Linked DNA regions of Homo sapiens: region 2 is linked to region 1. The links are chromatin loops, found by intact Hi-C in ENCODE. Cell type or tissue: IMR-90. All regions are shown on one strand. Each heading gives the region's core, and the rest is flanking DNA. Links, peaks and the distances in the headings are about the cores only. Region 1 overlaps LINC01487 (long intergenic non-protein coding RNA 1487). Region 2 overlaps MME (membrane metalloendopeptidase).

Region 1 (4,402 bases), core at 128-4,127:
TCCTGGGAACCCCAAAATCAATTCAGAAAAACAGAAAAGAAATTCTGTTTCTTTAAGAACCACCATCAGTACCAAAGTCTGTATCAGTCAGTGTTCTCTAGAGAACAGAATCAATAGGATATGTGTACATACACACACCACACACACACACACACACACACACACACATTATGGAAGTTTGCTCACAAGATTATGGAGGCTGAGAAATCCCATGATATGCCATCTACAAGCTGGTGAACGAGGAAAGCCAATGGTGTAATGTACTCCAAGTCTGAAGGCCTGAGAGCCAGGGGAATTGATAGTTTACCTCCCAGTTCAAGGCTGAAGGACCGAGAACCAGGAGGGTTAGGGAAAGGCCTGAAAATCAAGAAAGGAGGTACCAGTGTAAATCTTGGAGTCCAAAGGCCCAAGAACCAGGGGCACTGATGTCTGAGGGCAAGAGAAGTTGGATGTCCCAGCTCAAGGAAGGGAGGGGCGGGGTAGAGAGAAAATTAGCTCTTTCTCTACCTTTCTGTTATATTCAGACTCTTAATGGATTAGATGATGCCTGACACATCCATCCAAAGAGGATGGATCTTCTTTATTCAGTCTACTTATTAAAATGCTAAAGTCTTCCAGAAACAACCTCACAGACATACCCAGAAATAATGTTTTGCCAGCGATGTGGGCACCCCTTGATCTAGTTAAGTTGGCACATAAAATTAATCATTAGAGTCTGTCAAGTACCTTCCAGGCGCATGTGTGTGTGTGTGTCTGTGTGTGTGTGTGTGTGTGTGTGTGTGTATGTGTGAGAGAGAGAGAGAAAGAGAGAGAAAGAGAAAGGGAGAGAGAGAAATATATGCTAATCTCAAGGGAAATCAGATGACTCCTCAATGTTGGTTGGCATATGCATGATTCTACTAGAAATCATTCTGCCATGAGGAATGAGATGAGTAGCATGAGAAGGCTCTGCCGCATTTGACAAGCGCAAATGATGCCTTTCCAGATCTGTTTTCTTAAGCCAGAAGATTATATAAACACTTAAGAATTTTAGAATTTCCATACCAGTTTGACAGCCTAATATTCTCATTTCACAAAGGTGAAATGACAATGCCACGGAAACTGATGAATAGGTTTTAAAATAGAATGAAGCTTTTATAACTCTCTATAAGATATTGGCTTGAATCTCCTTCCATTTTATTTAGAGATAAAGATTCACCGCTAAAGCTAAGTGTACTCTTGATTCAACAAAAATCTACAGACATAATTCTGTTGTATGGGATACTCACTTTCTGTTTTATACAAAAAAAGTCTGTAAGTGTCAAAGAAAATTTTCTTAAATCAGTTGGTATACATCTAATTTTATGGCCATCTGCCTTTGAAAAAAGTGGGCCAATGCTTTACTGATTTGCAAATGTGCAAAAATATAGAGATCACCGTTGGCTCTGTGCCATGCAGCTGGTCTATGTACATGTAACCTTGGGATTTCACTGTTACTGTGATGAGTTGGTTGAATGAATGAAACTGTTGGGGTTTTATTTAAGAATCTATTTTTATTTGCTGCTCATATTTCTAGCTTGCATTAACCAGGTTGAAAAAAATGAACCAGTGGACCAAATAGAATAATTACAAATACAAATGAGGTTTTGATGCAGACATTTCCTGATTTAGTTTCATGAGATGTTAATTAATTACTGAGTGGCAAAAAGGGCTTCATGGTCAAATAAGTTTGGGAAAAGTTGAGCTTAGTAAAGTTAAACAGATTTCTTTACTGAAAGATTACTCAGAATTTTTAATATGATAATGTGCTTTGTGAATCACTAAGAAAGGAGATATACATATATATAAATATATAGATAGATAAGGGTGTGTGTGTATGTGTGTTTGTGTGTGTGTGTGTAATCAAACCAAGAAATTTGAGGTACACAATTTGGGAAATACTGGTCTGGAGAAAAGTACTAGTACTGAGAATCGGTGTCTTGGTCTGGCACCTAGTTTGAGTCATTAGCTCGCTGTGGGATCTTATTCAAGTCTTAGCCTCTAAAGGCCTTTTTGTTTTCTCTCTCTCTAAAATTAGGAGATTGAACTATATGACCTTTCAGTCCTTTTGCAGTTCTAAGAAACAAGTCCTGTTTTACAGAAGGATATTACTAACCTTGTTGACATCAACCACAAAATGTATACTAAGTATCACCATCTTTTCTTAAGGTTATATTATGAATCCACAAACCATGAGTTTATCTAAACCATTCTTTAACCTGTGACTCAGCATTTTAAAATAACAAATGCTTACTGAGTTTACTTCTTCTGCTAGTTAGATCAAAGCCATTCATATACTTTAACTGGTGTTTCCCAGTTTTTATTTTGTTGGATTTTGCGTGAGCCTACATCAAGGAATCTACTTTGTTTTTGGATGCCACCATAAAGTGGCTCTTCCCTCTGAATTCAAATACCTGAGCTCCCTTAGTCATCTTGAAGTAAATTCTGTTTAGCGCCCTGCAATACTCAATGTCAAACTGAGTAACACTGACCAAAGTAGATAAGAATCCTTGGTAGGTCTCTCCAAATAATTTGCCTTCTTAGGGATATCTGGTTCTAGGGTACAGTCTAAACAATGTCATTTGGTTTGGAGTCCAAGGACAAGATGGCATCTGAATTCATGGAGGCAAAGGCTGTGGTCCCTCAGTATGGACCAACATCTCAGCAGCTGCTGTTTGGATACCACGGCATTACTTTCTAGCATGATAAATTTTTATTGTCATTCTGGTGGCGCAGACAAAATATGGCATTCTTTTTTGTATAATTTTCCCTTTTGCTTAAACATCTCATGGGACATAACTACCATTTAGACAGTCCTTCTTTCCAGTTTATGGAAATAACCAGTGAAGATGAAACAGGTATATATTTTCTTGCCAAATATTGATTAAAATGGATGTTTTAGTTGAGAGAAAAAATACCTGCAAAACATAATACATTTTAGTTTATTTACAGAAATTACCTCAAAAATAAAGTTCAGAAGAATTTTATACCAGGAATCTCAACTTTTTAAAGAAGAAAGGATAGACACGAGTTGAAAAATATTCTTCACAATATTGTATGTCTGGTGAAACTTAACATTTTTAAGAAAAATGGCATGAATAAAACAATGGTATTAGTCTTCTTTTTTTTTTTGAAAAACATATACACATTTGTGATTTGGAGAGAACCAGTTTTTGGTAGACCAGTGGGCATGGGTACTTAGCAAATGCCTGTGCTATTGCTCCAACTATTCTGATTCATTCTAAGTGAGAGCCAAGCATATGGTCTGGTTTATGTGTCATGGTTCCTTCTTTTTAGCATTCACTCTCATCTATACCCTTTCCTAAGGGAGAGAAATATGCTAATGTTAAGGGAACTCACATAACTCCTTAATGTTGGTTGGCATAGGCATGATTCTACTAGAAATCATTCTGCCATGAAGGCTGAGATGAGTAGTATCAGTGCACCCAATGAAGGGCTCTGACACATTTGACAAAAGCAAATGTTCTCTCCAAATCATACATGTGAATATGTTTTTCCAAAAAAGGAGTACTAATACCATTGTTTTATTCATGCCATTTTTTCTTAAAAGTGCTAAGTTTTTCCAGACATACGATACTATGGAGAAGATTTTTCAACTCTTGTCTATTCTTTCTTCTTTAAAAAGTTGAGATTCCTGGTGTGAAATTCTCTTGAGCTTCATTTTTGAGGTAATTTCTGTAAATCAACTAAAATGTATTATGTTTTGCAGATAATTTCGTTTTCTAAGGAAACCAACAATGCATTTAATCAAAAGCAAATATTTCTTCTGCTGCTTTTTGTTGGACCCATGCAGCATAATTTGAAAAGAATGACTAGCTGTGTTAAAGAAAAAGAAAAATTATATTAATAAAATGCTCTTTTTCTACATTGGCCCCACAATGATTACGTTGTCTGGGTCAATCTGTCGGGTAATTATTACTTTATATCCTTCTCAGGATAGTTTCCATATGTTCCCTTTTGCCTCAGAGCAATATCCTAATCTGCTGGCATGCTGTTTCATCAGGAAAGCATGCTTGGCTTCTCATAGGATCAAATGCAATGATTCCTTTTCTGGGACTAATGACCGCCAAGTGTCCTGGGAACAGGCTAACTGTGGCCTGATCTGTTCAGGCCAGGCCCGTCTTAGAACCAAGCAATTATTCATTGTCCTTATGTAGTGTTCAGGCACTTACAGTTTCTCTGTTTATTCTTCTCAATATCTCTTCCCTGATTGATGCATAGGACCTCTAGCTCGGGCTTTCCTCTTAGTTTAGAAGTTGAATACCATGGAGTAAGAGGGGTGGGTGGGTGAGTTGCAGGAGACCTTAGAGGCAGTGCTAACTTTTGACAAAACAGTGAAGTAGTTGAACAGAAGAAGAGGCAA
Region 2 (4,402 bases), core at 114-4,113, 150 kb after region 1:
TGATCTGGCCCTTGCAGACATTTGCAAGCTTCATTTCAGTTCCAGGGTCATAGCTCAAAGCACACAAATCTGATTAAATCAGTATGTGCGTACAGTAGTCTCCCCCATATCTGTGGTTTCACTTTCCATGGTTTGTTACCCATGGTCAACTACAGTCCAATATATTAAATAGAAAATTCCAGAAACAGACAACTCATATGTCTTAAATCACGCACCATTCTGAGTAGCATGATGAAAGTCACGAAGGAGCCTTCTCCATTATTATCATATCAACTGTTGCAGGATGATGGTGTTTGTGTTCAAGTAACCCTATTTTACTTAATAATGGCCCCAAACCATAAGAATAGTGATGCTGGAATAATATTATAATCGTTTTATTTTTTATTAATTATTGTTATTAATCTTTGTCTAATTTATAAATTAAACTTTATCATAGGTATGTATACAGAAAAAATATAGCATATATAGGGTTCAGTCCAGTGTCAGACATCCACTGAGGTCTTGGGGGATCCTCAGAGGATAAGAAGGGGACCGCTGTGCATTATCTCACCATGATGAAAATATCTTTCAAGTAACAGAATGCCACCTCTCCTTGTATTAATAATTAAGTAATCATCAAAAGTTTTCTTGGTATGTGCAGAATTAAAATAAAAGGAGTGGACAGTTCTGAGAGGTGTTTCATCCAGGTCTTGATGTTCCACAAGCCTGTCTGTCAAGGCTGCCATCGACAAATATGCAGTGTACAACCTGCATGACTATACAGGTGGAGGTGGTCCCACTTTCTCTTGTAAACTGTATTGATCACGTCTTAGCTTGGCTTCTCTGGCCTCTGGATAATTTAGGACCACACTTCTAACATATGCTTCTGCAGACCCCTCAATTCTCTGTTGTCTTTTTCTTTTTTTTGGAGATAGAGTCTTGCGCTGTCTTCCAGGCTGGAGTGCAGTCGTGCAATCTTGGCTCGCTTCAACCTCTGCCTCCTGGGTTCAAGCAATTCTCCTCCCTCTGGGATTATAGGCGCGTGCTACCATGCCTGGATTTTTGTATTTTTAGCAGAGATGGGGTTTCACCATGTAGGCCAGGCTGGTCTTCAACTCCCGACCTCAAGTGATCCACCCGCCTTGGCCTCCCAAAGTGCTGGGATTACAGGCATGTTGCCATATAAGGCAACATATTCAGAGGCTCTGGGAATTGGGTGTGAATATCTTTGAGAGGCCATTATCCTGCCTACCGTTAAGAGGGAAGCATTGATAACATCTTGAGACCGTTTAAACCAGTGGTACCCAGTCATAAGTGACCGTGCTGCCTGCAGGGGACATTTAGTAATGGCTAGAGACATTTTTTGGTTGTCACAACTAGGAGAGGACTGCTACTGGACATCTAGTTGGTAGAGGCCAGGGATGCTACTAAATATCCTATAATACACAGAATAGCATCCACAACGAAGAATTATCTAGCACAAAAATATCAATAGTGATTGAGTTGAGAAACCCTGATTTAAAGCACAAGATTCCTTGAAATCTAAGTTAGGGAGGTTACAATGCAATGGAAATCAGTTTCAGGATTCAGACTTACACGGAAAAGTCTGCAAAATCACATACAAGTTTTATAACTCTAAGTTTTTGATGACCTTATAGGGTAAATAAGCGATGAATAATACTTTGAAGCATTTTGATCCCTGCCTTAAGTTGTTATTTCTTAAGTGGTATTTGTTTTACTTTAGGTCTGGTGTAATCTTTCATACTGATGCATTACACATATAGGCAAGTTAATTTAAAGTATACATAAACATCATTTTATGTACATCATAAATATTTAAATCCTAGATGCTCAGATTTTAAATATGTAACACCAAACAGATTTGAAACAGCCTTCTGCAATATTTTACTTCTGTCTTGGTATGGCTTGACTTCTGTATTCCTTGACTTCAAAGAATCAAAGATAAGTACATTTGCTATGACATTCCCTTCCACTGGAAGAAAGGTTCAAGTTGGGGCCATCTTTCATATAATGTAAGCACCCTGAGTGTCAATACTTGCTTTTCCCATTCTCAAGAATTTCTGAGCTCAGGTTTGAACCCACCCACTCTCTTAAAGTGACCTATAGACTTGCTGGTAAGATATTTTATATTTTTTCAACATCTCTCTTTTCATATTTCTTTCTTTTCTTTTTTTTTTTTTTTTGAGATGGAGTTTCAGTCTTGTTGCCCAGGCTGTAGTGCAATGGCGCAATCTCAGCTCACTGCAACCTCCACCTCCTGGGTTCAAGCAATTCTCCTGCCTCAGCCTCCTGAGTAGCTGGAATTACAGGCATGCGCCACCACACCCGGCTAATTTTGTATTTTTAGTAGAGATGGGTTTTCTCCATGTTGGTCAGGCTGGTCTTGAACTCTCGACCTCAGGTGATCTGCCCGCCTCAGCCTCCCAAAGTGCTGGGATTACAGGCGTGAGCCACCGTGCCCAGCCTTCTCTTTTCACATTTCTTTTTCTTTCCATCTACTCTACTCTGGCCACTCTTCTTTAATACTTGCTTTTGTCCAAGATTTCCTCTAGGGTTTTCCTAATTTGCAACAACTTCTAAAAGAAATAGTTGTATTTTTCTGTGGCAGAAAAGATTTCCTAACCAGCAGAAGACTGTGTGTGTGTGTGTGTGTGCGCGCACGAGTGTGTGTGTTTATGAGTATGCAGAGTGTATCCATGAGGGTGTGTGTCATCTTATTTATTCTCCTAGGAAGAATAGTAACTACCAATGTGAACAAGTATTCTAATGGCTTGTGAACCAACAGAGCAGAATGAAGAAAAATATACAGCTATACAGCAACCTTGTTTACCACTGAAGTTATTTCTATTGTATACATTTCTCTGCCAAGATACATCCTGCAAGGTGTTTTACATTTGGTTTGATTTCTAAGCTACAATTAAAGGATACAGGTTAAATACATTTTAGTGAGTTGAGACTTGCCAAACACTATTTAAAAATCCTATCTCTAAACATTAAGTCACATTTAAGATTCCAGATTCTGAATGTCACATTGCTCCTTGGGAGGAAAAACCTGCCTAGATCTCTGAGGCAAAATCACTTGTCGTTTATAGAAATACACCTACCTAGTCAAAAAATCCAGTTTCTTCGAAAATAAAATTCAAGGAAAAGAAGAGAAAAAGGAAAAATAGTGAGAGAAGAGAGAATCTATAGATTAAGATACCAAAGAGACATGTCAAGTGTATTAAAGACAGAGGAATTAACCCTTAGTAGTCAATATGTAAGTGGAAGTTTCCCGAAACAGGACAGCCTGAGCATATAATAGGGTAGCTGGTAGAGAGAGGAAGCATAGGAGGATCTGGGGAGGAAGTAAACGTTAACTTTGACAACTTGGGCACATGCTGACTTTTGCACATGACCACGGAGATCCCCCAGCCAAGGTACCTGTGCAGCCATTTCCCTGGGGAATAAAGAAACTTCGTTTTTGGGAAAAACTTACTATGTCGAGCAGCAAATGGCTAACATCTAAATCAAGTCTCCCTCACGCTCCCCACATCACATCTCAGGGTGTCTAGTCATTGCTCTTGTGACCCAGAGCAAAAAAATCCATCAAAAAACGATACAAAAAAAAAAAAAAACCAAAGGGCACAGATTCAGGATATTAGACTATAACCTAGAATTGCCAGATATTTTCCCGTCATTTTTTTGCAAAGTTCAGTGAATAACAAAAATCCAAGTAAAGAATATCCAAGACTGGGTGCAGTGGCTCATGCCTGTAATCCCAGCACTTTGGGAAGACAAGTAGGAGGACTGCTTGATCTCAGGAGTTCAAGACCAAGCTTGGGCAACATAGTGAGACCCTGTCTCTACAAAAAAAAAAAACAAAAAAAAACAAAAAAAACAAAAAACCCACAACCTAGCCAGGAATGGTGGCAGGTGCCTATAGTCCCAGCTACTCAGGAGGCTCAGGCAGGAGGATGCCTTGAGCCCAGGAGATCAAGGCTGCAGTAAGCTGTGATCACAATACTGCACTCCAGCCTGGGTGACAGAGCAAGATCCTGCCTCAAATAAATAAATAAATAAAATTAAAAATATCCAGCAGAAAATGGTTAAAATTATTTGGAACAGTTTATTTATTTCTTATAAGACACATAGATGTTAGAAAGGAGGTTTAGAATCTCTTGTTAAAGGACACAAATATTGTGTTCATATCCCAGGTGCTGCCCTCAGCTACCACCTTCCTTTTTCTTGAAGAAAGAAGAAATACTCCCATTTTCACCACACTCCAATTGATGGGATTTATATAGCTTCATACACTTCTCTGTTTTCTGCTCTGACTTATTTTTCTTCTCTTCTAATCATTGATGTTGTTTAGCCCTTGAACCTCTTCTTAAGTTTAGCCCTTGAACCTCTTCTCTTCTTT

The links. A loop is a pair of places that touch in the nucleus more often than their neighbours do. Peaks named below come from ENCODE experiments on the same cell type or tissue, not always from the same donor. Only the 100,000 strongest peaks of a DNase experiment are listed, where the experiment ranks them.
Region 2: a loop joins it to region 1, with 3 times the contacts of the local background. A loop is called at or near these places in 1 of 110 quality-filtered maps.

The regions. Positions count from the first base shown.
Region 1 is chr3:155,241,435-155,245,836 of GRCh38, reverse strand. LINC01487 (long intergenic non-protein coding RNA 1487) reads right to left here. Exons shown (of 3, transcript NR_125399.1): 2 at 4,212-4,359; 3 at 2,713-2,936. Among named protein-coding and RNA genes, the nearest start is that of LINC01487, 2.7 kb to the right of the region's middle. In IMR-90, for the core only: no CTCF peak of the experiment used is centred there; DNase peaks (open chromatin) are centred at 2,196, 3,266 and 4,066; H3K27ac peaks cover 440 bases.
Region 2 is chr3:155,086,465-155,090,866 of GRCh38, reverse strand. All of the region lies in intron 3 of MME (membrane metalloendopeptidase), which reads right to left. Among named protein-coding and RNA genes, the nearest start is that of MME, 8.3 kb to the right of the region's middle. In IMR-90, for the core only: no CTCF peak of the experiment used is centred there; a DNase peak (open chromatin) is centred at 1,676; H3K27ac peaks cover 577 bases.